Regions from separate parts of the Homo sapiens genome. Here region 1 is linked to region 2. A link is a contact called in ENCODE Hi-C or POLR2A ChIA-PET data. All regions are on one chromosome and are shown on one strand. The core of a region is the stretch at or near the end of the contact, and the rest is flanking DNA. Distances in the headings are between cores, read along the strand shown. Region 1 has its middle 12 kb from the start of KCNJ15. Region 2 holds the start of VPS26C (VPS26 endosomal protein sorting factor C).

Evidence for each region. Hi-C counts contacts between places; a loop is a spot of excess contacts on that map. ChIA-PET counts read pairs that join two places held with the same protein, here RNA polymerase II (POLR2A). Pooled maps may share reads with other maps.
Region 1: a pooled map shows a loop between it and region 2 (8-fold over the local background). The contact joins the enhancer-like site here to the promoter of VPS26C in region 2. A Hi-C loop is called at or near these places in 1 of 37 single-sample maps with no recorded cell type and 7 of 50 pooled maps. POLR2A ChIA-PET finds 5 or more read pairs at or near these places in 1 of 52 experiments (Panc1).

The regions. Positions count from the first base shown.
Region 1 is chr21:38,243,692-38,246,584 of GRCh38, reverse strand. It overlaps a transcript of KCNJ15 not described here. Among named protein-coding and RNA genes, the nearest start is that of KCNJ15, 12 kb to the left of the region's middle. RefSeq lists enhancers at 1,251-1,300, 1,381-1,460. Within about 2 kb of position 1,481, at least 3 of the 41 ENCODE cell types and tissues checked have a DNase peak (open chromatin) inside an H3K27ac peak, as active enhancers do.
Region 2 is chr21:37,265,424-37,268,644 of GRCh38, reverse strand. VPS26C (VPS26 endosomal protein sorting factor C) reads left to right here and starts at 1,311. Exons shown (of 8, transcript NM_006052.2): 1 at 1,311-1,407. The coding sequence starts at 1,351. RefSeq lists silencers at 506-665, 1,406-1,715 and an enhancer at 1,206-1,265.

The sequences.
Region 1 (2,893 bases), core at 232-2,731, 980 kb before region 2:
ACACTAATCTTAACTAGCATTTTTAAAATGTTACCTCCAGGTCACTGTAACTCATCTCTTGAAGACCCCAAGCAGATAGTAGGGAATATAGAAATATTTGCATCCTTCACATTAGCTGCAACGAACTCAAAGCAAATCAAAAGCAGCCTCAGAATTCTTTTGGCCTGCATTCCACAGAAAGATTCTTCCAAAAGTTAATCTTCATCATATAGGCCAACAGTAACCAATACTCCTGGATCTGATTGAAATTGGCAACACGCAAAAAACTCTAGTGAGCTTAGAGCTTTAAGAAAAATCAAGACTTCTTCAGTGGGCATTATTCTTATTCCTAAGCCATTATCCAAAACAGCAAAGAAACCAGACCCTAGCCTAGATACATGATTCGTTTTAGCTCTGATGATAACAGCTGCTATTTGTTGAAGGTTTGCTGTGGATCAGGAATTAGATTTAAATGCCTTATGTCTACCGTGTCATTTAATTATTAATTTATTCTTATAGCATATTGACTATCATATCAACAAATCAGAGTATGTAAGACAGGTATTATTCTTCTTACTTTATAAATGATAAAACTAAGTCTTGAATTAAGTCACTTGCCCAAGGTCAAATAGTTGGTGAACTGAGAAGCAGAAATTCAAATCTTGATCTCACTTCACAGGCCTCACCTTGAATCACTGTACTGGACAGCCACCTCTGAATTCAGTCTTTGTGGGTGGTCTCAGGGTTAACTGGGCTGAACTAATGGTTCACACCACAAAAAAGGCAAAAATGGCCAAAAATGAACATGTGTCAGGCAAAGTTCTGTTTGATTTCCAGCTGTAAACACCTTTCATTCTCTTTCTCCTTCCTTCCTTTCTCTTTCTCTCTCTTTCTTTCTTTCCTTTCCTTCTTTCTTTCTTCCCTTTCCTTCTTTCTTTCTTCTTTCCTTTCTCTGTCTCTCTTTCCCTTCCCTTCCTTCCTCTCTCCTTCCTTCCCTCCTTTCTTTCTTTCTCTCTCTCTCTTTCTTTCTTTCTTTTCTTTCTTTGTTATTATAAATGGAATTACTTATAAGGATCTCGTATCCTGGTTTCAGATACAGTCTTATGAAGAGGTTCCCAGCTGAAGAGATTGGAAGGCAGATGGTAGCCCTCCTTTTTTCTTTCCAGTAGTATTTTTAGTGTCATGATGTAATGAAGTAAAGCAGTGGCCTCAACCCTGACCACATATTAGAATCACCCAGAAAGAATCACTCATTTTTTTTTTTAATGTCCAAGAGATTCTGATTTCATTGGTCTGGGGTGGGGCCTGGACATCAATGTTGTTTGTAAGATCCTGAGATGACTGGAATGAAGCCAGGCTGAGAATCAGGCATATGGCCACACAGAGAGGACTTTGGGAATAGAACCAGGATGCGGTAAACTCCGACGTAGAATCCAGGTCTCCAGCCCCGCCTTGCCTTCCCCTGAGCCTCTCTCTCTGACTTCCTTCTGTTTGTAGACCCTGTGATGACGGCGCCTGTAGAAACCTTCTGTGGTCATGGAGGTGTCTGTGCCATTTCCTGCACATCATGAATGAGTCACTAGCCCCTAAAGAGCATCTTAGACCGACAATACCCATGTGTTAACTAGCTCAGGATGTGTCCAATTCCTTTAGCTGATCCTTTGGTCAGCTCCAAGGCCACAATCTGGTTCGTTGATTACATCTTATTAGAAAGAAAAGAGATTCAGAGTACCTGCTGGTAGTCATTCATTCTGCAGATAATACTGTAAAAATTACAAGACTAACTACCAGCATCTCATTAGCAGCAGTTCTCCCCTCCCAGGGCTTGGGAGGAGACAAGGTTTTCCAGGGGTGAAAAGATGTTCCCCTCCCCAACTTACTTGAGTCCTTGAATCCTAGGGTGTGCAGGGACTAAGATGGAACCAGAGATAATGATGTTTTTGGCATGGTTAGGACTTGCTCAGTTCTGCCGGAGGAGGCAGTTGGAGACTGGAGGTACTCTTAGTGTCCTCTCCTGTCAGGCACTTCAATAGCTCTCCCAGAGATAAACCCACTCCAGATCAGATAAGGGCACTGCCTGGATGAAATAGAAAGCACTCCCAGGAGATGCGGAAGTTAGTTTGGTAACAGCCAGGTGAGGAAAGACAATAGATCTATATTCTGATCTTAAGGTCCAATTCAGGTCAGGTTTCTGCACCAAGCCTGGGATGTGTCGTGGTCCCTGCTTCCCTGGTATTTTTAGAGCTTGAACTAAGACACCAAAGTCCACCTCTTGGTCCTAAGTTGTATACAGACCTGGGAGAGAGAGAAGGAGGTACAATCTGGCTTACGTTACACAAAACACATCAAATCTGGTACAATTCTTTCTTTCCCTCTTCTAGACTTTGGTGGGTTCGAAACCAGTTTAACCACAAAAAGCAGTCACTAGCGGCTTTGTCTCAGGTTCAGTTTGTATAAACAAGATAGTCACAAAGACAAAAAAAAAATTAATAGGAGAAATAAAAAGACGGTTACATTTCTTAAGTGGGTCAAGCCTTATATAATCTAAAAATGAAATAAAGACCCAAGCTTGAGGGTCACTTAGCAAATCTTTATTCATATAACAAATGGCCAACAATAGAAATGAAACTTAAATGATCTCATGTAACTTACTCAGAAACACAGTGGAAACAAAGAGTTCGTTTTTAGAAAATGGTTATTTTATGACAATAACCGTCTAGTGCTGGGCCAGCAAACTATAGCTCCCAGGTCAAATGCAGCCTGTCATTTGTTTTTTGCAAATAAAGTTTCATTTCAAGACAGCCATGCCCATTTGTTCACAAATTGTTTATGGCTGTTTTCAGGCTAAAATGGCAGAGTTGCAGAGTTGTGATAAAGAAATATAGGCTGGGCATGGTGGCTCACGCCTATAATC
Region 2 (3,221 bases), core at 62-2,561:
GCTGGCCTGTAAAACATTTTATATTCTTAAGAGGGAGGCATTCGTGATACTAATTCTTTTTACAGATAGTTTCTGATGTTATCCCAAAAGCAATGCACTTTAAAAAATAATGATCAGAATCAAAGAATTTAAACAAAAAGCAAAGAATTTAAACAAAAAGCACTTTTCACCGCATTATTTAATTAAATCATTTGTCAAAATGAAATTTGACCTTCTGCTTATTGGCAAAATCCTCATTTATAACATTTACAAGAGATTTTAACTCAATAAACGAAGTACGTTAACAGTGCACTGCCCTGCCCTGCAGTAACGCCCCCCACCCCCACAAACTGTATCTGGGGTCAGCTGTTGCTGGGAATAAAAATAATAGGCAGATTCACTCCAGCTTTCAGTCTTTCATTTGCAACCAATCTCCAAGCCCCAGAGCCTGGGGGCCGTGCCTTTCCACCCTTCACGCGGGGCGCACGGATCTGAATATTTAACACCCGGTTCCAGGACACGCGCCTGGGGAACACCCACAATCCCTCGCGGCCCGCGGAGCCCGGCTGGCGGGTGACCCAGCGCCCGCGGCTCCGAGAGGAGCGAGGTCACCCGGCGCTTCCCGAGACCTTGGCCCTAGGCCCAGCTGGCGCTGGGACGCGAGGCAACCGAGCCGCCGGCCAATCAGCGCTTTGCAGGACTAGCACGCAGGGGCCGCACCCCTGAGGGTGACCGGAACCGCTCCCGCGGGAAGGGCAGGGTGCGGCGCCTGGCCGCAGACAGACAAGGGGGCGCCGGCTCTTCAGAACCCCAGGGAGAAAGCGGTGGAGGGCTAGAGTTGAGGAGACTAAGGACATTTGAGGAGGGCAGGCATTACCAAGTTAAAACCTCCTGAAAGACAACTCCATTGGGCGACCGTCTGCGCCGCACAGCCTGACGGGAGCGTCATCCTTCCTGCGCAGGCTGCAACCGACAGACAGGCTCGGCTCCGCCTCCAGCCGCGGGGCACGCGGGGAGAGCCGTTCCTCCCTCCCTCCGCTAACCCGGACAGCAAAGGAGCATTTCCGGCGTAAGACTGTCCCTACGGAAGGGGTGGGGCTAGCTTGGCCCCGTCTTTCACGCCCAGAGGGGGCGGGGTGAACCGTGACAGCGCTTCGGCCCGCACTAAGGCCGGCTCTTGTGCCGGAAGGAGGAAGGCGTGGGCATTCGCCCCTCGGAGCTAGGGAGTGTGTGCGACGCCGCTGCGAGGTCACGTGAGCCACTGCCGGCAGAGAGGGAAAGGGGCGGGGCCCAGAACGAAGCGGGGAGGCGCCCCTTGTTTCCCTGGGGTCACGCGCAGCCGGAAGTGGCGGCTGCTGCGGAGAATTGGAGATGGGGACCGCCCTGGACATCAAGATTAAAAGAGCGAATAAAGTTTATCACGCCGGGGTAAGTGGGGGCTGGGGGTGGGGATGGAGGTGGGGTTGGGCGGGTCTGCAGGTTCCGCTGTCTCCATCGCTCTGCGCACGTCCCGCGTCCCTAGGCGGGGCAGGGCTGTCCCGCCAGGTGCGTCTCCGCCAAGGTGGGTGCGTTCCCGCCAGGTGCGTCCCCGCCAGGTGCTTCCCGCGCGAGGCTGGCTGCCCTGCGAGGAGGCCCCAGGGCAGGCGCCGCCGCCGCATCTGCGGGACGTGCAGGGCAGGCGCCCAGCTCCGGGGCTGCGCTCTTCCCATCTGGCCCCTTGAACACCCGGCGGTGTTGGGTTCTCAGGCTTGAGCTCCCTCAGTGAGCGCTGAGGGCGGAGGAGTTGACGACCAAACTCCCCTTTCCCTCTCTCCTAAGGTGACCGCAAAGGTCTAATGAACGAAAGCTAAAACAAACCTTGGAAGCAGAAATGGGTATGTCTGGCGGCAGCATATATTAGATGGTAGTCACTTTTAACAACATACTAACATACTACGAAAGTTACTGCTTTTTCTGGTTTTATTCTTCGACTGACACAAAGGAATGGCTATTAAAATGCAAGTATAAAAAAGTAAAATCTTGACTATGCCATTAACAGGTTTTGTGACATTGGCCAGTCATTTAACCTCCTTGGGCCTCAGTGTCCTTATTTGCAAATGAGGGTGTTGTAAGGTTCCTCTAACTCGGGGAATCTCAACCCTTACTCTACATCAGAATCAGTCATCCTGGAGAATTTTAAAATATGATTGCTTGGGTTCCACTCCCAGCGATACCGGTGATATATGTGCAGCTAGGGTTGAAATCACAGCCCCAACACTCTTTGGAATAAAATTGATCGCAGTGGTTGGTCATATTAATGCAAAGTAATCTCAAAAGGGACAGAATTTCAGACAAAGGTCTTGGATGGATGCTAAAACTTTTGGGCAAAAGACAACTAGGGAAGCCTGCTCTTATTTACACAAGCTCAAATGGTCATCCCCTTGATGGTTAATTACAAAGGGAAAAATCTGGCCCGCGCGGTGGCTCACGCTTGTATTACCAGCACTTTGGGAGGCCGAGGCGGGCGGATCACCTGAGGTCAGGAGTTCGAGACCAGCCTGGCCAACATGGTGAAACCTGGTCTCTACTAAAAATACAAAAATTAACCGGGCGTGGTGGCGGACGCCTCTAATCCAAGCTACCAGGGAGGCTGAGGCAGAAAAATCGCTGGAACCCGGGAGGCGGAGGCTGCAGTGAGACGAGATTGTGCCACTGCACTCCAGCCTGGGCAACAGAGTGAGACCCCGTCTCAAAAAAAAAAAAAAAAAAAAAAAAAGAGAAAAAGCTACCTTTATAATGGAGAAATCTGGTAGTCACACTCCTCTAGCCAAGCACAACAATGAACACCACTTCACCATCACAACTAATGAGACGACTGACATTCGGTACCCCTTGGCATGATGCACAGAGAAGGCCACAACTCACCTATGTAGTATTCCTGCCAAAAATGTTTAATCCGTATCAGTTCATAAGGAAACAATAAGGAATATCCAAATTGAAGGGCATTCTGTGAAACAAGTAGCGTGGATTCTTCGGAAATATCAGTGTCAAAAAATAAAGGCGAGATAATTTTTCTAGACTATAAGACTAAAGGGACATGAGAACCAAATAGAATGCTTAATTTCTGATAAAATATAAATTCGACTATGGACTATAATTGTTGTATATTGGTGTTGAATTTCTCCAGTGTAATATTTATATTTTGGTTATGTAGAATACTCCACATGCTGAAGTATTTAGGATCAAAGTGTCAAGCCGTAGAC